Regions from separate parts of the Homo sapiens genome. Here all the other regions are linked to region 1. Evidence: chromatin loops called from intact Hi-C (ENCODE). Cell type or tissue: dorsolateral prefrontal cortex. All regions are shown on one strand. Region 1 has its middle 290 kb from the start of TET2. Region 2 overlaps LINC02503 (long intergenic non-protein coding RNA 2503). Region 3 overlaps LINC02503 (long intergenic non-protein coding RNA 2503). Region 4 has its middle 86 kb from the start of CXXC4-AS1. Region 5 has its middle 100 kb from the start of LINC02503.

The links. Hi-C counts contacts between places; a loop is a spot of excess contacts. Peaks named below come from ENCODE experiments on the same cell type or tissue, not always from the same donor. Only the 100,000 strongest peaks of a DNase experiment are listed, where the experiment ranks them.
Region 2: it touches region 1 in a loop (9-fold over the local background); 22 of 110 quality-filtered maps call a loop at or near these places.
Region 3: it touches region 1 in a loop (9-fold over the local background); 13 of 110 quality-filtered maps call a loop at or near these places.
Region 4: it touches region 1 in a loop (4-fold over the local background); 2 of 110 quality-filtered maps call a loop at or near these places.
Region 5: it touches region 1 in a loop (7-fold over the local background); 54 of 110 quality-filtered maps call a loop at or near these places.

What each region holds. Positions count from the first base shown.
Region 1 is chr4:104,858,504-104,863,503 of GRCh38, forward strand. No RefSeq gene overlaps it. Among named protein-coding and RNA genes, the nearest start is that of TET2, 290 kb to the right of the region's middle. In dorsolateral prefrontal cortex, a CTCF peak has its summit at 2,217 (motif pointing left); a DNase peak (open chromatin) is centred at 2,198; H3K27ac peaks cover 1,096 bases.
Region 2 is chr4:104,013,299-104,018,298 of GRCh38, forward strand. All of the region lies in intron 5 of LINC02503 (long intergenic non-protein coding RNA 2503), which reads left to right. Among named protein-coding and RNA genes, the nearest start is that of LINC02503, 54 kb to the left of the region's middle. In dorsolateral prefrontal cortex, CTCF peaks have their summits at 2,576 (motif pointing right) and 2,777; a DNase peak (open chromatin) is centred at 2,563; H3K27ac peaks cover 540 bases.
Region 3 is chr4:103,993,237-103,998,236 of GRCh38, forward strand. All of the region lies in intron 3 of LINC02503 (long intergenic non-protein coding RNA 2503), which reads left to right. Among named protein-coding and RNA genes, the nearest start is that of LINC02503, 34 kb to the left of the region's middle. In dorsolateral prefrontal cortex, a CTCF peak has its summit at 2,945; a DNase peak (open chromatin) is centred at 3,575; H3K4me3 peaks cover 892 bases; H3K27ac peaks cover 723 bases.
Region 4 is chr4:104,401,976-104,406,975 of GRCh38, forward strand. No RefSeq gene overlaps it. Among named protein-coding and RNA genes, the nearest start is that of CXXC4-AS1, 86 kb to the right of the region's middle. In dorsolateral prefrontal cortex, no CTCF peak of the experiment used is centred here; no DNase peak of the experiment used is centred here.
Region 5 is chr4:104,062,199-104,067,198 of GRCh38, forward strand. No RefSeq gene overlaps it. Among named protein-coding and RNA genes, the nearest start is that of LINC02503, 100 kb to the left of the region's middle. In dorsolateral prefrontal cortex, CTCF peaks have their summits at 2,970 (motif pointing right) and 3,181; a DNase peak (open chromatin) is centred at 3,003; H3K4me3 peaks cover 1,047 bases; H3K27ac peaks cover 363 bases.

The sequences.
Region 1 (5,000 bases):
AGCTGCTCCAGACACACTTTGCTCAGTTTTATGAATGGACGCAGTAACTAAAAAGCATCCTAATCTGCTAATTATTTGTAAACCATTTTACATCCACTCTGTTCCCAATTTAGGTTTTGAAGCACTTCTGTAGTCACTGAAATTCTGTAGTTCACCCTGCAGTGATATATTTTTTTCACCTTCAAAGAATATAAGGAGTGTTTCAGCCTACATTTTAAATATGAAGAAGCAAATGTGTGAAATGAGGAAATAAAAATGCACTGAAGTTTTTTTTAGAACATATACTTATACACTTTCAAAGCATGTGTATTTTAACAAGCAGAATGTAAGCCCCATGAGAATACAGCCCTTGCCTATCTTATTCATCAATATAGCCCAATAGTTCTATCAGTGTCTGGCATATAGTAGGCACTCAATAAATACGTCTTGACTAAATAAATATATGCTTCTTTTAAGAGATGCATTATTAGGCATCCAACCCATTTTTCCATTCATGCTAACGATGACCTTTAAAAAAAATAAATTAATCTGCTGCTGCAACTGCCAAGAATGAGCTCAAAATTCCTCCCAGCTTCTCTTGACTATCCGTCAGAGACATAGAGTATCACCTGTCAGATGGCTGTCAGACCCAAGCTGAAATAGCTGCTGTCCTCTCCATCAACTTACATTTATGCCTCATACCTTACTCTAAATTTGAGGAAGGTATGTAAGTTTTGTTTTTAAAGTAAACATAGAATTAAAGTAAAGGAGATAAGGAGTAGTCCCATCAAAGAATTTCATCACTTGCTTTGCTTAAATATGAATTTTAAAGCAAGATTTGCAAATAACAGAGATAAATGAATTTGTTTTTATTATTGATTCATTAAAGGGTACTGGTAATCTCTGAAAGCAAAAGAAATCTCCACAATTTTAAAGAGAACATTTAAAATGTACCTACATGTAGGAATGAATATATTCCTTTCTATCTGACTGAAATCTGTGATAGAATATTTATTTTTAGGAGCCTCTCAAGCTCTATATAAGTGGAAAATTATCTCAATCCCTGTGAACCTAGTTCAAGATAAATAACTGCTGCTTTTGCCGTGCTAACTCTGTCCTTACTTTTTACCTATGTTTTACCTTGCAAATGACACCCCCACCCCCGACTACCTACAGAGATATATGAGGGCACCGCTTTAAAACCCCACTTTGGCTAAGCTGAGTGGAGCTGGAGCTATATTACAACTGCGGTCCCTCCCTTCTCTCTCTAGTGCAGGCAGCAGCACTCAAGCAGTTAACCACCTTCTAAGTGTCCTGGTAATACATTCCTGCCGCAACACTCCTCAGCTCTCCAGAATCGGATTTCTGAAAATGTCTCTACACAGAGACATTCGCTTCCCCGCTCAGCAGAAAGGGCTGTAGTCAGGGCCAAGGAGAGTAAAATATGAGCTTACGAATGTGGGGCAGGACATACATTGTTTTTTTTTTTGTTTTTTTTTTTTTTGACTCAGAGAACTCAAGCTTCTGCACGACAGTGTGAGTCTCCAGCAAACGCCAGTCTTTAAAATGCACATAAAGGATGACAATTTGTTCCCTGAATATCACTGGCTGGCAGAGCCCCTGAACAAATTATTAGAAAGTGTGTGGGTGGAGGAGGATTTAGTCCCAATTATTAACCTACTGGAAGCTATATATATGCAACTATAATCATATATACTCATTATCATATCTCCAGTTGCCTCCAAATGCTGGCATTTAATGAGTTAAAGTCCAATGACTATGGCAATTAAGGTTATAAGTAAAATACTCCTCAGATATTTGACTGAAAGTATATGCTTGCTCTTCGTACTTTGTAGGAAGAGCACAGAGAGGCAGGAAAGGAAAGGAATGGGTTTTGGAGAGCACATCAAGCCAAAATAACACACTTGTTCTGACCATCCTAGGTACTGTGACAATAATTAGGAGGAAGAATACCCTTCTGTGGGTTGGAAAAGCCAGGAAGAAGAGACTTAAGTTAAGCTAGCATACATCAAAAATAATTGACAATGGTTAGGCTTCATTGTAGAGAAGCCTGCACTGGCATTGCAGCCACCAGCCCACCACCCACCTAAGAATTATTATTTGAAAAGGATGTCAGAGGATTATAGAAGATCCTTGTGTCTGCTCCAATTAGGATCAACACTTCTGCTGCTTGCTCACTGAGCATTCAGTAATGATGAAAGCATATTGACCCCTGCTGGAAATGTGTAGAACTGCAGCCTTTTTCTCTGGCCAAATAGGATTTAAAAGGAAGGCATCTTCTAAACTACCATTTACACGTATCAAGCCTAAGGGGTATGTGTTTGTTTGTTTGCTTATTTGTTTTAAAGAAGGCTTTATATCACAATGCCAATATGAAACTAGTTTACTCATTGCAAACATTATTTCAAAACATTTCACGAACCCAAGACAAAGCTTCTTCTAATGATATAGCTTTATATTTTTTTGTACAGAGCTTAATCACTATCTTGTTTAAAATTGTAAGCAACAGCCAGTGAGCATCAAACTTGGGTCCTCTCGATTATTTCTTAGAAGTCTCTGACTTACTGACCTCAAAATATATTATTTTCAAAGAAACTTAAGATCAGGAAAATGTTCTAACACTCTAGGTAATTATTTTGTTTCCACTCTAAATACTATCCCAAGGGTTAAATCTCTGTGACAGTTTTCTCCTAAGATATTTTCCACACAACTAAGGGCTCTAAACTTGTATTGCTATGCTAGAATATTAATCAGACACTCTACCTTCTAAGAATTCTTACAGAAAAGTTCAGGGAAAAAAATATTTTCCAGTATATTTGGGGGTCACCAAGTTTCCACCTAAGTGCTTAGAGGACATGGAACAGTTAACTCATACAGTACATGACTTGTTATTTTGTGGAATGTACTAAAATGATGTAGATATTATAATTCTTGCTCTGTGTTAGGGGTTTTAGAGAGGAAGTATTTCTCGATATAAGTTAACAGAATAATTATCAACGTCAGCAGTCAATATAAGCTCTCCAGCAGCAGCTAGACTATGGTCTCTTGGCGTGTTCTATTAGCTGGCCCACTCATGAGGTTCAAAGCTTTGCCAAGACTAGGAGGCCATTCTGTGTACAGATCAGTAGCCTGGCTCCATATAATGGTTGCCACAGCACCCCTCAACTCAACCCATTGTTCTGAAAATGCTATCAGTTAAATGCTATCCATAAACACTATCAGTTAAATACAAAAAAAAAATTGCAAGCTCTATTCTTATTCCATGTAGAGAAATTTGAAGAACATATTGTATTTATGTGAGTTCAGTGGTTATATTAATATGATGTTCCTTTCTTTTAAAACAAATAAAAAGCACCTCCATGATTAGGGTAAATTAAGGACAGGCATGCCTCAGAGATCTTGTGGGTTCTGTTCCAGAAAGCTGCAATAAAGGAAATATCACAATAAAGCGAGTCACATAATTTTTTTGTTTCCCTGCACACATAAAAGTTATGTTTACACTATATGGTAGTCTATTAAATGTTCAATAGCATTATGTCTAAAGAAACCATGTAAATATCTTAATTTAAAAATATTTTGTTGCTAAAAATGCTAACAATCATCTTAGCCTTCAGTGACTCTTAACTGTTCTGCCTGTGGAGGGTATTGCCTCAGTGCTGATCCCTGCTGACTGATCAGGGTAGGGGTTGCTGAAGGCTAGGGTGGCTGTAGCAATTTCTTCAAGTAAGACAACAATGAAGTTTGCTGCATAGATTGACTCTTCCTGTCACAAGAGTTTTCTCTGTAGAATGTGACGCTATTTGATAGCATTTTACCCACATAATACCTCTTTCAAAACTGGATTCTGTCCCCTTAACCTAGGCAGCTACTTTGTCAACTCAGTTTCTGTAATATTCTAAATCCTTTGTTGTTATTTCAACAATTTTCATAGCATCTCCCTCAGGTGTAGACTCCATCTCAAGGGACCAGTAGGTCTCAACAGTGGGCTTAAAATATTCAGTGAACCATTCTGTAAATAAATGTGCTGTCATCCAGGCTTTGTTCTGTTATTTATAGACCACTGGCAGAGTAAATTTAGCTTAATTTTTAAGGGCCCCAGGATTTTCAGAATGCTAAATGAGCATTAGCTTAAACTTAAAGTTACCAGCTGCATTAGCCCCTAATAAGAGGGCCAATCTTTGAAACTTAGAAACCAAACACTAACTTCTACTTCTATCTATCTAGGAAAGTCCTAGATGGCATCTTCTTTCAAGATTTTTCATCTTTCAAGGCTTTTATAACTACATTGAAAATCTGTTGTTTAGTGTAGCCATCTTCATCAATGATCTTAGCTAGCTAAGTCTTCTGGATAACTTACTGCAAATTCTCCATCAGCATTTGCAGCCTTATCTTATACTTTTATGTTACAGAAATGGCTTCTTTCCGTAAAACCTCAGAAACCAACTTTTTTTTGTGAGGTTTTCTTCTTCCAACTTCCTGCTAGCTTCCAATTTTTCTTCTACAGCCATTTCACCTCTATCCACCTTCACAGAATTGAAGAGAGTTAGGGCCTTGCTCTGGATTAGAATTTGATTTAAGGTAATGCTGTGGCTGGTTTGATCTTCTCTCCAATTAAAACTTTTTCCATATCAGCAATAATCTGTTTTGTTTTCTTATCATTCGGGTCTTCACTAGAATAGCACTTTTCCTTTAGAAACTTTTCCTTTGCATCCACAACTTGGCTACCATTTGACACAAGATGACTAGCTATCAGCCTATTTCAGCTTTGGACATGCCTTTCTCACTAAGCTTAATCATTTCTAACTTTCCACCTAAATTGAAAGATGCATGACTCTTTCTTTCACTTGAACACTTAGAAATCATTGCAGGGTTATTAATTGGCCTAAAATCAATATTGCTGTGCCTTAGAGAATAGAAAGGCCTAAAGAGAGGGAAAGAAATAGGGGAATGGCGGCCGGGCGCGGTGGCTCACGCCTGTAATCCCAGCACTTTGGGAGGCC
Region 2 (5,000 bases), 850 kb before region 1:
GCTTTCTAGTGCTTAATATTTTACCTTTGTATAGTGCTTTAAAACACAACGCGTATCCTCGTGCATTAGTTCACCCCTTTCTCAAAGCCACTCCAAGAAATAGGTATTACAATCATCTTTATCTAACAGAAAAAGTCAGACTCAGAGAAGTGAAGTGCCTTATCCAAAATAATACAATGTTTTAATAGCAGAATACATGTGTGTCAACAACAACACAGAGCATTGAGAAATCCATGAGACATAGCCCATTGCATTCAGCCAACCTGCCTCCTGTCCCCATAGTTAAAATAATCTTTATCTTCAAGGCCCATAAAAGTCACATCTTAACCATGGGCACTTTTCAATTATTAACGCAGAGCAGCACCATCCTCACTCATACCCTAGTGTGCTACACTGCACTACCCTGGAGAGATATGAGCACCACCATCTTGAGATGAAGCCCTAGTTATGTTGAAGTGCAGTTCTGCTCCTCCCTTGAGGCAATTCCTCCTCCAATGCCCAGCATCCAATGCCCAACACCACTGCCTTAATCACTGGGAAAGATGTTCTTGCTTTGGAATAAGGTGTGTGTGTGTGTGTGTGTGTGTGTGTGTGTGTGTGTGTGGTGTTTTAAGACTCTTTTTGATTCCAAGGTATATGTTTTCTGTGAAGCCCTTCTTTCCTTATTCCTGTGCCTTGGACAAGCTAGGAGAATAGGTGGGCTGCATGTAGTCTGCAAGGATGGTTGTCTGAATCCTTATAGGCAATGTAAGGATATTGAAAGTCCTGCATTTCTGTTTTAGGAAGATAACTCTGGTGGTTGTTATCTTTTCTGCCTCAGAATCTCGCTCACTAAAAATAAAAATCTCAAAGGTTTAATTTCTTGATTTCGGGCATGGTCCAGTACATATTTGAAGGTGGCACCTCTTAGAAAATATTTCTCCTTTAAATATGTAAATGTAACCTGAGAGACAAATTCTCCTGGGGGATCCTATCTCCCTTCTTTCTCTTCTTTTGGTCTGCATGTTGTGGTGGCTTCAGAAGCCCATTGCAATCAAACAATAAAGATTTGAAGTAAGTTTAGTGCCATTTAGATGAAAGAATAAAAGAGATGTATTAACTTATATGGTTGAAACATAAGTTGTTTGTGAATGAAATCTATAGAGAAAAATGGGAATAGGGAGTAGACCGTAAAGAATTACATGAAGAAAGATGTTGACAGAAACGAAATAAAACTGTTTCAGAATTGATATTAACTGGGTGATTCGGGTATTAATTAGGCAATTTGGATATTAATTAGATAATTTGTTACTTTCGCAGAGTTTTACGAACTAGAAATGAACCTGCAAGGGTGGTGGTATGTGTGTGCAAGTAAAATCCTGGGAATGGTGCCAAATTGAAGTTCTTGGAAAATTGAAGTCCTTAATTTTCCTGGATAACAGGTTCAGTAGTATTAGCAGAAGCTTCAGCAGTAACATCAATGCATTATATTTAGGATGACCCGATGCAAACATCCTCAAGGCTGGAATGCTTGTTCTGTCCTTCATATTGAAGGGAGAGTCATTTGTTATTGCTTCAAGGAAAGCCTACTTAAAAAAAAAATCCCTGCTAACGGAGATTTATCATTTCCATGGATTACTACAATTTGAGAAGATCACTGGAATTAGAGTCAGTCAAATGTATAAGGGCCAAGAATCCTCAGAAGTGCATTTTAGCACCATTTATTCAATTTGGTTGACATTGGCTGACAAAATGATGAGCTAGTATTTTCCAGAACAGAGATTCAAGAATTATTGTTTTTCTCTCTAGAAACCAAATTGAAAAAAAGTAGAATCTAGTATAAACTATGAAACTATATAGCTCAGTTTACTCCACTATTTTTTTTTTTTTTTTTTTTTTTGAGATGGAGTCTTTCTCTGTAACCCAGGCTGGAGTGCAGTGGCGCGATATCGGCTCACTGCAAGCTCCACCTCCTGGGTTCACACCATTTTCTGCCTCAGCCTCCGGAGTAGCTGGGACTACAGGCGCCCGCCACCACGCCTGGCTAATTTTTTTGTATTTTTAGTGGAGACGAGGTTTACACCATGTTAGCCAGGATGGTCTCGATCTCCTGACGTCGTGATCCGCTCGTCTCGGCCTCCCAAAGTGCTGGGATTACAGGCGTGAGCCACCGCGCCTGGCCTACTCCACTCTTCAAAAAATTAAGATTTAGCATGTTAATTAAACAACTGACTATCTAAAATATTAGTTCTGTGAGAGTAAGAAAGGTGTCGTGTATATTGCTCTGTCCCTAATGTTTACAACCTTCTTTATACATAGCAGACTATCAATCAATATTGGTGAATAAATAAATGATGCATGCCATAGAGTTATAACTACCTACTGTTGTAGCCCCTTACCACTATTAAAAGTGTTTAAAGTTATGAAGTTAAATCACTGCGATTGAAAATATTAAACGTGAAAGATTACCAATTAATGTGGACAAGGAAAAATAATGCTTCCCTTTTCTAATCAACTCCCTCAGTCCCTTAAGTACCATTGAGGTGGCTTTAGTTGAGTTTGGATGTGTAAAGGTTGCCTGTTTGCCACTTGCCAGCAGATGGCCTAATTCTTCCATCATTCACTAAGTATTGGAACTATTCTTTATAAAGAAAAGCAGTTGGTGAGAAATAACTTTCCTCTTGATTTTTTTTTTATTTTTAGCAGAGACAACATTTTAGTATATTTCCCATTATTTTTCATTGGATTAAATAATTGATTAGATATGCTAATTTTAACATAGCCTATTCAATAAGGAATCAATTCCTAATCAATAAGGAAAGAGTACACTTTTTTTTTAATATATGCCAAATCATCTAGGACGATCTATAGAGGTGACATACTAATATCATTGCCTTGGGGATAAATTGATTCATCAGCATCTATGAGTAAATGAGACTCTTTATGTTCCTCTAGACAGTCCTTACAAGTCATTTAAAATATTGTTCACATATAGATGACTTTATAAATTTTTCTGAAATTCAGTGAAAAGAACTGTGATGTTCACTCATTTTACCTGTAACAAATTTGCTCATGTTTCTGAGGTTATTTACAAATTTATAACTTAACTGTAAGGGAAAAGCATTTTTTCATTTGTAATACATACCAAATTCATTATTTATGAGTAAATATGAAAGAGATAATATGTAAAAAATAAGAGAAAGAGCAAGAGGTGGAGGGAGGAATTATTAATTAATTTAATTAAGTATACTCTTTTTGATATTCTACTTTATTAACTCTACTAATGTAAAAATATATCATTCCATTATTTACTTTCTTTTGAATCTTGTCTACCTCTTTAGGGGCATTAAATATTCAATTGTTGTGTGCTATTTAAATGTCAGCACTATAAGAATGGGGCTACATCTGTCTCATTTATTACTGTTTACATATTGACCACCTGCAACAGTGCCTGGCATATGGAAATAATTCATTTAATATTTATGGACTGCATCAATTTTATTTTGAGCACCTTTTCTAAGGTAAACCATTAGGAAAGAACAATGAAATGTGGCATAATGATAGGGCATCTTAATCTTAGGCTGTTCAGAAATTAAAATAATCTAGCCAGTTATTTATCGAAAACTTGCTCCATCATACCTGTTTGTATCTTGAAACACATAGCTCCCTCTTTTTGATGTATTACTTGTTGCAAAAGTTACCCAGTAAATAAAGATTCTTCTTGAGGGAAATCAGTGATCTGTCCCCCATCCTAAGATGTCATCACAAAAAATTGAAATGAAAATAGAAAGAAATTCCAGAAATAGCATCAACAATGCTATGCTTGTGCACTCTGAAAATTAGGAACTGGGTTCATGGTGCTTGGTTTATTTATTATAATTAATAAGTATTTTAAGTCCTTTTAGGAATACTAACTATTACATCCTAAAATGTTTTTCAAAAGAAAATGGAAAGGCTATAAAAAGGCATTTTAACCATTTTTATCCCTGATACTCCATTTCCTTTCATTTGTGGCTTACCCAGGATTTTGAAAGAAGAAAAGTAGGCTCTTCTGTTCCCATCATGGCAACTGTCTGATTAGCCTTTTAAATGCATTTGATATTGTACAGATATTGCTTCAGTATTTAGAGAAGAAAGACACTTTTGTCTCCCAGTGGAACTGTGATTGCTTTCTTCTTTGACAGTTTACAATATTGTTTTGTCTTTTGTTAAGCAAATCATTGGAAAATTATTTTTTGTGAAACATGAATGTGGTATTTAAGATTTATGATTGTGTCAGTTTTAATCCATATTTTAAAAATAAAACCCTCAGGAAAAGAGTATACCCTCACTAAATACATACCACAACTGATTTACTGACATAAATATATATTTGTAGTTAAAAATAATAATGTTTAAACATAAATTTAAAAACCTAGATCTTTCAATAGAGAGTTCAAAATCCTAGAAAATTCACAATAGCCTAAATATGGCATCAACCTAAATATCCATCAGTGGATATATCAATAATAAAAATGTGGTATATGTACCCAATGGAATACTATTTAGCAATAAAAAGGAATGACATCCTGTCATTCACAACAACACGGATGAGCCTGGAGGACATTTATGAGTGAAATATGCCAGGCATAGAAAGATAAATACCACAGGTTCTCCCTCATATGTGGAGGCTAAAAAAAATTGAGCTCATAGAAATGGAGAGTAAAGTTCTGGTTATTAGAGGCTGCGAAGGGTGGGAAAGAGGAGAGGCTAAAGAGGGGTTGGTTAGCTAATACAAAGTTAGGGTTAGATGGATGGAGTAAGTTATATTGTTCTGCAGCACTGTAGGATGGATATGGTTCACACTAATTTAGTATGGACTTTCAAAAAGCTAGAAGGGAGGATTTTGAATGTTCACAACAAAAAGAAATCATAAATATTCACGGTGGTAGATATGCTAATTAGCCAGATTTGATCATTACACTTTGTATACATGGACGGAAATGTCACTCTGTACCCCTTAAATATGTACAATTATTACT
Region 3 (5,000 bases), 870 kb before region 1:
TATGGGTCTTGATTTATGAATGCATATATCTATATATCTTCTGTATCTATCTATATCTGTATCTAACCACTATCAAGAGAGAGACAGAGAGAGAGAATTCCTTAGAGAATGTCCTGAAGACTTTCTTCAGTCAAACTGTGTAGTAATTAATTTTAGAACCCAGAATTTGGACAGAAAATTTTCTGGAGATGAAGAAAGTTTCACAAATATTAAAAAAACAATTTAAATGGAAGACAAAATAATATTAAATATTAATGCACCAAACATAAGAGCTTCAAAATACATGATATGATTATGAAAGAAAGGGAAACAGAGACAACTCAACACCACCCTTGTAGCAGATGAGAAGACAACAGGAAAAGATAAAACCACTATCACCAAATTTGACTTAATTTTTATTAATAAATTTCTATACCAAACAACTGAAGAATATACAACTTTTCTTTCATTTTTCAAGGTTTTGGATAACTTTAGATGATAATTAACTTAATGCTCAGATCACACATGTATATATATGTATATTTATACAGACATACATATTCATATATCTGTATATATAACTTTTATCGATATCTCTATTAATATCAAGAGAGAGACACAGAGACAGAGAATTCCCTGGAAAATATCTTAAAAACTTTCTTTGGGCAACTGTTTATTGTGGTAGTTAGTTTTGGAACCTAGTCATAGCTTTTCTTTTCTTCTTAATCAAATAAGAAAAACAAATAAATACAAGTAAATTACATCATTCTCAAATCCTTATTTCAATATGAAACCATGGAAAAGGATGGTAATATTAAAAAAAAAAGCAACTTAATGTCTTGAGCTACCACTGAAGTAATACAAATGTAGTATATATTTTCAGTATTTATTTGATATTATAGAACATCATCAATTATACATTTATCATGAAGTATGCTAGAAGGCTCTATAATGAATGTTACACTAGAATCCTTTGTTTTTATTTATTTGAAGACATATCCAATTGCTTGCTCTAGTTAGTTTGCTATCTTTTGCAGGAGGTGAGTGCCCTCTTCTGGTTCTCTAATAAAACTGATAATAATGGTATCCCCAACGGATTGATTTACCTGTTATTTTCTAACAAATTTTCCTTTGCAGTCAGAAATATTTAATAAAATTATGTCCATTTTGCTGTTTTATCCTTTACCACCAGAATGTGGCAGATAGCCATTACTTCTAAGCAATTTCCACATCTTGTTCTTAGTCTTGATAATCTTTCTCTAAGCCACAGTGTGAAAGTTTGTCTCTTTAATGTTTTTATTGCTTAAAATAGGAAAATATATTTCAAGTATTATATTCTGAGCTAGAATGTAAAATTTTCTAACTATTGTGAAAGAAAAAAGGAAGGATGACGAAGGAGGGAAGATTGCAAAACCTAACAACTTAAGGCGGTTTTAATTATTTGTATGATATATTGGGAAGATATTTACAATATGACTTTTCCCCATATTACACACACACCTATCAGATGCTTGAAAAAAAATAATTGTTTTTCATTATGATTTGTTCATTTATTTTACCCTGTCAGACCATAGTTTCTATTCTTCAGTGTGCTCCCCTCAGTTGGCACTTAATAAAAAACAACCAAACTTACACACACACACAAGCAAAAAGCAAAGAAACAAAAAAATAGCCTGTGAAATAATAATTCTTAAGAAAATAAGGAGGTCTTTCACTTCTCTCATCGTTTTTAGAATAACCATTATTTTTTGCAGTCGATCAACAGTCATGAATAATAGCCAGTTTTTTTGTTGTTTTTTTTTTTGAGACGGAGTCTCCCTTTGTCGCTTGTCGCCCAGGCTGGAGTTCAGGGGCGCGATCTCCGCTCACTGCAAGCTCCGCCTCCCGAGTTCACGCCATTCTCCTGCCTCAGCCTCCCGAGTAGCTGGGACTATAGGAGCCCGCTGCCACGCCCAGCTAATTTTTTTGTATTTTTAGTAGTGACGGGGTTTCACCGTGTTAGCCAGGATAGTCTCGATCTCCTAACCTCGTGATCCGCCCACCTCGGCCTCCCAAAGTGCTGGGATTACAGGCGTGAGCCACTGCGCCCGGCCAATCACGGCTAGTTTTGACGTGATGAGAATATCCTGTCAAAACATTGCCAAGTAGAAGTCAAGAATGACAACTTTAGCAAAATATCTTTTGAACACATGCATTTAACATGGGAGGCACACTTTGTTTTAATGTTTAACTGACAGGATAAGCCAGAATTTCCATGACCTGTTGTTAGAAGCTAGAATTTAGATTATTTAATCAGTGTTACCTTTGTCTGCATAAATAAAATTACCTTTATAATTCAGAATAGAAAATATTGTCAGATTAAGGTGGGGTAGGGTTTCTTGCCCAGGAAAATTGTTACCTATAGCAATCAAAGACATTAGATAGTTATTCATTTCCACTTTTCCCTTTGCTCATATAAATGAAATATTAGTACTAATAGAACTCTTTTTGCAGACAAGAAGGGAGAGAGAATAATTTGGAATAGAAGTTTAGGCACAATGAGATAAAATTCCATTTTTACTGAAAAATAAGAAATTACAACTTCTACATTTTTCCCCACCAATATTCTTAGATGCTTGGGCAGATCTAATCTTGATGAGACCATTAAATATCGATGGAGTCACTCAGATTAAATAATTGAGATAATTATCTTGATAACTCAGACTTAAAAGGAGGGTTTTAAAGAAAACAAAACAGAACTGGGATGACCTAGCCTTAGTTCCAGTACAAACTTAGATCATATATGTGCATTTTCCTTCATTATATTTAGCAGAAAAATATTGCTAAAAGTCACTCCATATGAGATGAGAATTTAATTGGCTCTGTGTTTAATTTAATCAATCATTTAAGACTTAAAAATAGTCCTGAATTGCTGAACCTTTAATGAAAACTTGGCCATGGAAGTTAAAAATAAAAGCAGCAATAGATGGCACTAGAAGATCAAGTCTCAGACGAAAATCCATTAGTCCTATTTCCTCCTCTAATCCCTATAAAACATTTGACAGGAGTATAGCCAGGGAGTTGGAGGACAGGCATAGAGAGACAATCCCTGTTAAAGGGACAGATACTAATTCCTTTGTCTACTTGTCCTGAAAGGCATCCCAGAATGTGTTGGGGGAAAAGAAAACGGCCAATTTACTACAAAGATCCTGCTCAAGGCACAACATTAACTGTCCCATTTAGTTTGAATAAAGAATAGATAAAGGGAGTTCTACCCTGACTTTTATCAGGCATTTCTGCTGTTTTATTTGCTGCTACTGATAATTGAGGTCTTGCTGCTTAGAAAAAGCTCGATAAATTTATTTGCCATTAAAATAATCACTACGTTTCCTTTCCCCATTGGCAATAACCCAAATTATTTATGAAATACAGATTTTTCTGTTTCTTTCTAACAAAGCAGACACAAAGACATTAAAGCATTTTAAAATTTAAGCCTTCAATGGCCTGCATTTCATAGCAACAGACTTATTTTATTTATTTTTTATTGTGTAAATCCTTCAAGGCTGAGTGCTGCCTGCACAACACTCTTCTTGTCTCAGCTTGACTGGCCCCACAGCCATGACTCATCTTTTACAGTTGCAGCTTTTGAAGCACATTCCAGACCTGCTTGTTCCCACAGCTCTCCTAATCCTTTCACATGACCATGAAGACAGCCTTTAAATTCAACGGAAGATGTTTCTGACATTTTTTTCAAGCTATAAAAACTATTTCCAGGTCCAGGTTGGGGAATGATACGTGGATGTTTGGAGAAAATCAGGGGTTATCATTTTTCCTCCCTGCTAGCTACTAAGAAGGGTCTTTAAAAAAAAAAAAAAATCTCAGCATTCTGTAGAAATTTATCCAAACAAGTATTGTCTTTGCAGTGCTGTATTCTCAATAGTAAGAAATTATTTTAAAATCAGCAGTTTCTGAAGACAAATTTTTATTAAATCTGCAATCAGAGAAATTTTAAAAAATGTTTAATGGCTCATAGAAACAGTGTAGAAAATTTCAGCTTCATTTCCTCACTAATAGGATTGATTTTCTTCTCTTATTTTATCATTTTCTCTTTCTTTATTGGTAAATAAAATAGAACTGGCCTACCTAAATATAAAATTTATTCATAGGCGTTATTTTAAATAATTTCAACTATTAGGAATCATCATGGGTCTACTACAGAAATCATATATATAAATTGAAAATATATTTCTTTCTTTTCTTCTTCCCTTCCTCCTCCCTCCCTTCCTTCTTCATCCCCCATCCCTTCCCCACCATCCTTTTTTTTTGCTTTTGTCTTCTTTCTCCTTTTCTTCCATTCTTATATACATTCCATAAGCATTTTTGAATTCTTGTTTTGCTATTAAATTTTATACACACATTGTCTTTGTTTTTCTAATTTAGCTAGCAAATTGACTTTAAACAAAGACAAGTTGTATTAGAGTGTGTGTGTGTATATATATATATATATATACACACACATATATATATACACACACATACATGGAGAGAGAGAGAAACTATTTCATGTTTGAGAGAAAGCAGGGAAATGAGAATGTTTTCTTCCTATTTTCCAAATTGGTTAGTTCAAGGCCAAGTATATATGGACAGTATTATGTAAAACATTATCAATGAGATGAATATATTCTCCACTGCACAAAGAATGAAATTAATTATGAACCAATCTATTAAGAAATCGAGTGAAACTAAAAAGTTGATTTAAGCCATTATTCCTATGGCAATTTTAGTAGTCTGGAATTTTATTGGGCATTTCACCATTATCTGAGATTTTCTCCACAGGTGGATGCAGGGACTAGATGTCCTGTTGAGAATTTTTCTAGTTTGATGACTATGAAATTTAATGTACTTACTAGTCTTTTTCCCACACAATTCAAAATTCAAAATTGTGTGGAAAGAATACTAGTAAGAATTGAACTAGTAGCTATTATAAAAGTGAGCTGTCCAAAAGGAGTGTAGAGACCACTCCTTATGGAATGGAGAAAGGT
Region 4 (5,000 bases), 460 kb before region 1:
AAATAAATATAAATACTAGAGAGAGAGGGAGAGAGAAAAGGTAGGGAAATATTTAAAAATTGTTAAGGTTTGGTTTTAAAGTATTTGCAGTTACGTCATATAAATTATACAAAAACAAAATTAGCTAGGCATGGTGGCGAACGCCTCTAGTCCCAGCTACTAGGGAGGCTGAGGCAGGAGAATGGCATGAACCCAGGAAGCGCACCTTGCAGTAAGCCGAGATGGCGCCACTGCACTCCACCAGCCTGGATGACAGAGCGAGACTCCATCTCAAACAAACAAACAAACAAACAAAAGGATTGTAATAAATAGAGAAGTGGTATTAGCTGGCTTATGCAGACCTTCGTTATTATAGCATTAAACTGACTGCTGTGCCATGAATTGCTAATAATTATCAATATCATTTTGCCAAACTGACTTAGCAATAGTTATTTATGAAGCCATTTGACAGAGATTCAAGAATTATATCCATACCAACTGACTAGAACCTAAATACTTTATAGCCTCCACCACTCTACATATTATAGCAGTGTACATATTATAGCAGTTGAGAAGTAGGCTTGCCACTTTCCTCTCAGAGGCAATCCAAATAATTCTAGCACTAGCCTGTAAAACACAAATATTGGAAGAATATTTGTTAAAGTATAATAATAATCTTTGTGAAAGATAAAGACGCACCACATAGAGGTACAGCAGGGACTATATTAATATTTTTTCAAGAATAGTTGTAGAAGTCTTAAAAATAAGCATATTTCAAACACCCTAAAAATCAGTATTGTTTAATATTACCAAACATATAATTTAAATGATATCTATGAATAAAAGGGCAAGAAAGAATATAGAATTTAACAATGCAGTGAATTTTTCCACTTTATAAGGTTTGGATTACATTATAGCAATTTTTACATTTCTTTGAGCTTACAATAAAAATACACATTCACATATTTTTCTATACAATTAATACTTTAATTTTTTCTTTTTTTAAAGAGTAAACTTAATTCTAGAGCAGTTTTAGGTTCACACAAAATTAATAGGAAGATACATAGATTTCTCATATATTCCATGCTCCCGTCCCTATATAGCTCCCTCTATTATCAACATCTTACCACCGAGTGATGCAGTTATTACTATTTATATACCTAAATTGACACATAAGGTTTATTCTTATTGTTGTACATTCTTTGGGTTTGAATAAATTTATAAGCACATGCATGCATTATTATAATGTCATATAGAATAGTTTCACTGTCCTGGAAATTATCTGTGCTCTGTGTATTTATCCCTCCCTTCTCCCTAACCCCTGGCCACCATTATTTGTTTTACTGTCTCCAGAGTTTTGCCTTTTCCAGAATGTCACATAATTGAAATCATACAATAAGTTGACTTTTCAGATTGGCTGCTTTTACTTACTATTATGCACTGAAGTTTCTTCTGTATCTTTTCAAGGCTTGATACCTCATTTCTTTTTAGCACTGAATAATATTCCATTGTCTGGATGTCTGGAGGTACCAAAGCTTATGTATTCATTCACATATTGTAGGACAACTTTGTTGCTCCCAAGTTTTGAGAACTGTGAATAAAACTGCTGTAAACATCCATGTACAGGTTTCTTGTGTGTGTGGACATGAGTTTTTAAGTGCATTATATAAATGCTATGAAGCAAAATTGCTAGATGGTATGGCAAGAGTATATGTATTGTGGTAAGATACTGCCGAACTGCCTTCCACAGTGGCTGAAAGCATTTTGCATTCTCAACAGGAATGAATGAGAGTTGTTCTTGTACCACCAGATCCTTGCCAGCATTTTGTGTTGTCAGTGTTCTGGATTTCAGCTATTCTAATTATTGTGTAGTAGTATATCAATTTTTTAAATGTGCATTTCCTTGATGACATATGATGTGGATCATCTTTTCATATGCTTGTTTGCCATCTAAATATCCTCTTTGGTGGGAGTTCTGTGTCTTTGGCCCATTTTTAAAATGAGGTTGTTTGTTTTCCTATTGTTGGTATTTAAGAGTTTGTTAAGTGGTTATCACAAGGTTTTAGGATACAAGGCTAATATACAAAAGTTTGTATATACCAACAATGAACAAGTGGAATTTGAAACTGAAAACACAGTACCATTTGTGCAAGATGTATACGAATCTATAGATCAATGCTGGAAGAACTTATATATTGACAATATTGAGCCTTCCTATCTATAAGCATGAAATAGCTTTTCTTAGTTCTTAAAACTAAGAACTAAGAATAAGTAGTTCTTAGAACCATTTTCTTAGTTCTTTGGTTTTCTCTCAACAAAGTTTTATAGTTTTCTTCATATATGTATTTTCCTGATTCTTTCTGCCTTTCAATTTGAGGAGTTTCTAGAGACATATATTCAAACTCGTTGATTTTATTCCTTGGCCATGACAAGGCTACTACTGATAAGCCCATCCAAGGCATTGCTCATTTCATTACAGTGTGGCTTATTTCTACCATTTCCTTTTGATTCTTTCTTAGAATTGCCATCTGTTGGCTACGCCTCCGCCCTGTAAAAACATCCAGAAAATAAGTCTATTAACGGTACTCAGTCAACACTGAAGTTAAGGGAACACCCACATGCAGAAATAAGAAAGAACAAACACAAGAACTCCAGTAATTCAAATGGCCAGAGTATCATATGTCCTCCAAACGACCGCGCCAGATTCCAACAAGAGTTCTTAACCTGGCTGAACTGGCTGAAATGACAGAAATAGTTGTTTTAAATTTCCAGGCTGATAAAGTCCAAAATCTCTGCCATATCTGAGTCTGATTCTAAAGTTTATTTGGTCTCTTCTGACTATGATTTTTTTTTTTTTTTTTTTTAGTATGCCATGTAATTTTTTGCTGAAAGCCAGACTTTATACTGGGTAAAAGGACCAAACTACACAGGACTTAAATGTGATCCTTTATATTTAGCCAGCTGAGTTGGGTTATATTTACTGTTTGCTGTAGCTGTTGTGTCAGAGGCTAATATTTCTTCTAGTGACCTTGTTTTTGTTTCCCCTGTTGCCTGTGGATTTTCCTAAAGACTCCTTCTTAAATAGGGTCTGATGCTTGAAGTTCTTTCAGCGATAATCCCCCATTAATATACAGGAGCTTGATTGCGGTGGTGTTGAGGTGGTGGTAAGATGGCAGGAAGATACTACCACCTTACTGTTAGATCTTGGTCTTCTAAGGAGTCTGTGTCCTTGGGCTGTAACTTTTACAAGCACTTCTCAGCCTTTTTACTTCCCCTCTTCATGTGAGACAGGAAAACTCAAGGGGACTAGTGTTGGGTATTTCTCTTTTTCAGGTTGATTAGGTGCTGGTAAAACTCAGTCAATTAGGCTCTGCTAAAATAGTTTTCCTTGTGGGCAGGTAATTTTTTAGGAGAAGAGAGCACTCTAGGATTATTTCAGAATAGTTACTTTCCCCCTTCCCTGCCAGAAGCATGAATGCATATATCTCTTATTTTTCACTCTGAGAATATGGTGGGGCTCTTGGAGGTAAAATGCACAAAAGCATATGCTCCCCCTTCCCCCTAAGATTGAGTCCCCAGGAGTTTTTGTTTGTTTGTTTTGGGTTTTGACTTTTAATTTCTCAAATCAATACACACACAATCTCTGGCAAGTAGTCAATTACCCTTTAACTGTTACTATTAGAACCCAGAAGTGGCTTCTGTTCCCAGTAAGCTGTGATTCTCTGAATTCACCTGTTTCTCCAGTTTTGAGATAGCAGTTTTCTCTGTGACCTCAATTCTCTGATGGACCTAAGATTTATTGATTTTCAGCTTGTTTGCCATTTCTCTTGTGATGATGGGAGTGACTACTTCCAAATTACTTCTATCTTAAATCAGAAACTGGAAGTCTCCACATATTTTTGGATGTACATTTTTTATTTAAAGTTTTACTTGCCAACTACTTTAGATTAATTGAGCATATTTATAGGAGTGATTTGTAAATTCTTGGAGTCATTTGAGAGCTTGAAGTTATCTAATATTGATGAGGCAGGGCAAGGAACAGTATAAGAACTCTAAGAAATTAGAAATTATTAAAAAAAAAAAAAGAAATAGATGGACACCCACAATCAGGAAACAATACAGAGATATTTGAAGGAATAAATATTAACCAAATGTATAAAGTGAAGGCGATGAAACAGATCAGCTAACCATGTGATATTTTGCATATTTCTAGCAAGTTAAGTAATTAAGGAAAATTAGTTCAGAAAAAAAAATTAGTAGAGCCTATACTTTCTCCTACAATATTTATTCATTTATATATATATTTATTTATTTATTTTTGAGACGGAGTCTTGTTCTGTTGCCCAGGCTGGAGTGCAGTGGCACGATCTTGGCTCACTGCAAGCTCCACCTCCCGGGTTCACATCATTCTCCTGCCTCAGCCTCCCAAGTAGCTGGGAGTACAGGTGCCCACCACCATGCCCGGCTAATTTTTTTGTATTTTTAGTAGAAACAGGGTTTCACGATGTTAGCCAGGATGGTCTCTATCTCCTGACCTTGTGATCTGCCCACCTCGGCCTCCCAAAGTGCTGGGATTACAGGCGTGAGCCACTGTAACCGGCCAATATTTATCTTCTATTTGTTGTTTTTATTTGCCAAAGTTAGTTGATCTAACAGTTCTATGGATATAAATTACTAACTGGAAAAATTCCTAAATCAGAAATAATCTTGATAATCCTACCAAACAACACTTTTAATTGGACGTATTACAGTGTTTAAAAGCTTTGGCTCTTAAACCCGATTTGAATTTGAAATTCAGCTCTCACACTATTAGTTGGAATACCTGTTTGGGGGAGAGAGAGGAAGAGAGAGAGACCTTGAGAATACACCCTAAATACAGAACATAAAAACAGTTTAAACACTTTAAAAACATAAAAACAGAACACTGCAGACAGTTTATTTCTCTTTCCTGTAGAAGTCTGGGGAAGTTTTCTGGTCTGGCATTATAATTAGGCAGTGTTGGGGTCTCAGGATCCTTGCAT
Region 5 (5,000 bases), 800 kb before region 1:
AATTATATTTTTAATATATTAGTTTATTGTGGTCTTTAAATATCATCTCAACTTTTGGTTATATATAATGAATGTATCTGACCTCACTTTGAAGAAAATTACCTTTGTGTATTTTAGTGTTTCTTGTCTGTCTGCCCCTACCCCAACCCAAAATGTGTATTATATTTTTTAGCAGTAATTTTTATGATAAAGTTAGATTCATCTAGGTGAAACTGCATACCTCTCTATTTGATATAATCTAGAAATATTCTAATGGGAACAATTATTTGAATTATAACTAACATGCTGGACTGGATTTTGTTTTACTTTTTAATTGAATGATGTCATATTGAATGAGAACTCCATCTTGCTCAGTCACATAAATATAATTTCTGAGAGCATGTCACATGTAAATCATGTAAACACACAAAGGTACCAATTTGATAGCCCAAATAGATGAAATGTGGGAATAACATCTTATTTTATTTGGGGGAATTTTTGGCATCCCGCTCATCAGATACAGAATTAATTGATTTCTAAAATATACAGTTATTAAAGAGCAGAACTAGTTGAGTTCTAAGATATATGGTTATTAATATATAATTGATAGATATTTATAAAAATATATTTGAATTTATTTTATATATTTCATCTTATACATTTATGTTAATAGGAGAGCTTTGATAGATATCAATGTTTGAGCGATCAAAATAAACATTATTTGACTTTATACAACCTTCTTCCGTCATTGATTTTTTTGTATCCTGCCCTATTAATAGAATTTCTGGAGCCTTTGGAATTTTCCTTTGTTTCATTTCATTTTTTAGAGACGAGTTCTTGCTTTGTTGCCCAGCTGGCCTCAAACTCCTCAGCTCAAGTGATGCTCCCACATCTGCCTCCAGTTTAACTTAGACTACCTCACCATGCCACTGCACCTGGTTTAGGCTACTATTTTATAACAATGTTTCTTTACATAATATGAAAAGTTTTGGCATCTTGCTTTAGTGTATATGTTATACTTGAAACTGGACAAAAAACACAACTCTTATTCACACAAATGACATCAAACGTTAAAAAAATTTTCCTGTTGGATTATATATCTTTATATTTCTGGAGGCCAGGTTAGTTGTGATATGTTGACAAAATAAAAGCTTACAATAAAAGCCTTATTCTTTTGTTACCAATGTTTTTAAATGCTATGACTCAGACAAAGATGTGTGTTATGAAAGTAATCCTGTGTGTACTCTCCTAAATAGAAACTAAAGCAAGTGTACTCTGCTTGCTTATGTGTTCATTCTTCCTTTGCCTGACTTGTCTGTCCTTCTTGAAAATGAATGATTGAATAGAATGGCCTAGACATAGGGTCCATTTCTCTTTGTGCCTTGTTCAATGTGAAGATCCTACAGCCTGAAGCAATATCTCCTTTAGAAAACAGGGACTTATTTAGAGAGTGCATGCATCCTGTGATTGCAAGGGACGATTCCAGGGTTTTGTAAAGGCAAAAATAGTGCTTTCAAATCCACGTAGATGCCATTCAAGGCACAAAGCTAAGTGAGGAAGAAAAAAGAAAGCAGCCAGGACTTTTAGATTCTGGGCTGAAAGATGCTATATAGGATGAAATTTGCATTTTCATTGCCTAGTTAATAGTCTTTCAAACTAATAAAATACACCATATCAAAGAGTAAAAAAGGTAGATGTGATTTCTATTCCTACTAATTAACAGCTGAGACAGAAGAAAGCTGCAAAAATGTGAATAATTCTATAAAGCTAAAATATTAACTTGTGCCTATTTAGGGAATAGGAAATCCATTGTTTTTTCATCATCAAACTTTCTTTCTTCAGTCCATGTTTTCATTTCATATTACCAAATTTTTGAAATGCCATCATTAAACTAGTAAATTTTGCTGTGGCTTTAATGGTTCATTCTATTTCTTTAAGTTAAATGTAAGGTTTCCTAGGCCTTGAATGTATAAAAATATGTTATAATTGAAAAACTGATTTAGTAGAACTGTTTCAAATAGCGACATAGCGTATTTCCTGCAGATTTGAGAAGCAGGTATGGGGTATGATAATCGTAGGCTGTATAACATTCAGCCACAGACTTAGTATACTGGCACTAAAAGCTATTTACATTTATAGGCATTAGGAAAACCATTCCAGGCAAGAAGAAGTTGTTTTATTATAAAACTAGAGGGCAATTAGGCTAGATCTCTAAAGAGAAAAAGAAATTTAAGTTAGAAAGGAGAAATGTTTGGGGAAGCGTAGAAAAGAAAATGTCAAAGAGGAAGGGGAAAAGGATGGAAAGGAAAATAACTCTTCCTAAAGAAATCATCCTTAAGATTAGTAGTTTCTTTAAATATTGATGCTTATAAAAATAAAAGTGCATACTGAATGATTCAAACTGTACTTGAAACTCAGGTACATATTTTAAAATCAGGCAGGAAAAAAAGGTAGAATCTTGAGTGTGGAAAACATTTTTATTAAAAAAAAATAAGGTTTGTCCATGAGGCAGATTTCTTTAAGCTCTCCGAGTTCACTGCATATCCTCAGCAATTTAGTGGGCTATGCTGCAGAATCATCATAAATCAATGAGAGGATGTCTTGAGCCGTGGGGAATTAACTGACTCGCTTATGTATGATGCGATTCACAGCACTTCCATTCGGAAACCTTTTATGAGACCACATGCTTGCTTGGCTCAGACACACCTATGTCTAGGCAGGGATAGCTTTGGCTAGATCATATTTGTTTTCCTGTGTTTTCTTCTGCCTGAGGGAAGGAAAAATTTTTTCCAGGCAAATCCTCTGTCCTCTTTGGGTGGGGACTTCCAAATTAATTCTTAGTTGTCTGGATGAGAACAAGTATTAGAGATTAAAATTAATATTATCAGCTTCAGAAACACACAAGAATTCAAATTTGACAAACGTCAGGGAGTGGAAGAGAAGATCTATTTTTGAAATAATAGACATAATCAGAAATTCTCTGCTGGAATCCACCAGGGGGCAGACCCCTCCTGATATGCTCCCTCCCAGTATTGGCCTCAGAGCCTGCAGCCTGTGAGAAGTGTTCTGAGAGACAACCCCTGTCCCTGTCATGCTTCAATCCAATCTAACTCATTAGAAATCCTGCCTCCAATTCTTTTATTATACAGCATCACATGTACCATGGAAAATCTAAAAGGAAAGTAAATGGGAATCTTAGAAGAATTTTATTATTAAGAAACTTAAATAGTGTTTTTAAAAGCCTCACAAATGCCTAGTTATTTAAAACACAAACAAAGGAAGTAGGCTCTTTTTTGCGGGATGTTTTTTGTTTGTTTTATGTCTCAGAAAGAACTAACATTATTAAGCAAGTGAAGAGCTTCAAAGGCAAGTTACAATCGAAATAAACAAAAACCTGGAAAAGGAGATTTTTACATGAAGGTTAGTTATCATAAAAAGAACAGTGACTGTCTCGCATGCTACTAAATATTTCTCATTTAGCAATAGATAACTTAAAAGCTTGCTGGGATAATGCACGAAAAGAGAAAGAGTAGTGAAAGGAATTATAGACTACACCATTATAAGAAATCAGAAAGTCAAAGCAGAAGCAAAATAAGTAGTTTTATATCTAAATACTTTAACAACACCCCTTATATTTATGCTATAATTTCTTTTATAGTAATAAATCACATTACACTGTTTCATACCAACTATGTTTCTACATCTGATGTAGAATGACAGTGAATAAAACTTGCTCTACCATTGAGAAGCTTATGCATCCTGAAAAGGCCTTTAGAATACACCCTTCATTGTCTGCAATTCCTGTGCTGTCAAAGTTCTTATTTTGTAAATGTACGAATACGTGGTAAAAATTCTTAGCAAGCCGTTGAGAGAGGTGTAAGAGAGGATGGGGCGAAGAAATGCCTGAAAGTTTCTTCAAATTAACAAAATTTTCATCAGTACGGTCTGATATCATTAATGGGTGGCAAACATTTTTGGACAAACATAAAAATTATTTTATCGTATCACTTCTATTTTACAAAGTAATAATTATATTTAGCATATATCTCAGTTATCAGAGCTTTAGCGTGAAATAAACTGTAGACAAATCTGGTTCTAAAATACTACTGACACTTACTAGTCTACTGAGGAAAAAACACAAGAATGACCATGCTCAAACATCCTAAAAACTTTATGAGAAATCACATTCTTCACAGTACTAAAATTAAGTTACATTAGGATGTAGTGTAAGCCACAGTAACAAGGTATCCTAAAGTATATTGACTGAAACAAGATTAATATTAATTTCTTTGTGATGAAACTCTTCTGGTGGTTTGGGATTGGTAAGGTGCCCTAGAGGTGTCAGGGACACAAAACACTTTCATTCCTTTTGTTCTGCCATCTCTAGACTCTTACCTCATCAGCTTGCTTGAAATCAGTTAGTATCTACCTTACAGCCTGTGGGAAGGGTAAAACAAGAAGAAAATACTTTGTATGCTCCTTTTCTTTTGAGGGCAAGCAAGTTTCAGAGGTTGCACACTTCAACTTTTCTCATATACCATTGGCCAGAATTGGTCATGTGACCCTACCCGGCAAGAAAAGAGACTGGAAATGTCATGGTTCGTTGCCATAGCTTCAATTATAATGCCTATTTTTTTAATAGAAGAAAAGGGTAATGAATATTGATAAGGCAATTAGCAATCTCTGCCACAAAAGTGTACAAAGATTGAAAGTATACAAATATTAATCAGACACAGCATCTCTAAGGTTTTCTTTTAATAACTGCATTTTTCTAATTTATTTTATAAATTTATGGTTTTTCAATTTATAATTTGTTTTTAATCAATCATATCAACTTCATTTTTTTAATACTAAGAATTTGAAACTGATTTAGGGACCAAATATTGGGGAATTTATTATAATCAACTATATGTTCAATAATAATAACAGAGAAAAAACTACATCTCATCAAATGTACTCCTAAAACCAGACAGGTTTTAGAGTACTAGTTCTTTGAAAATTTCATTATGCTAAGTGAAATA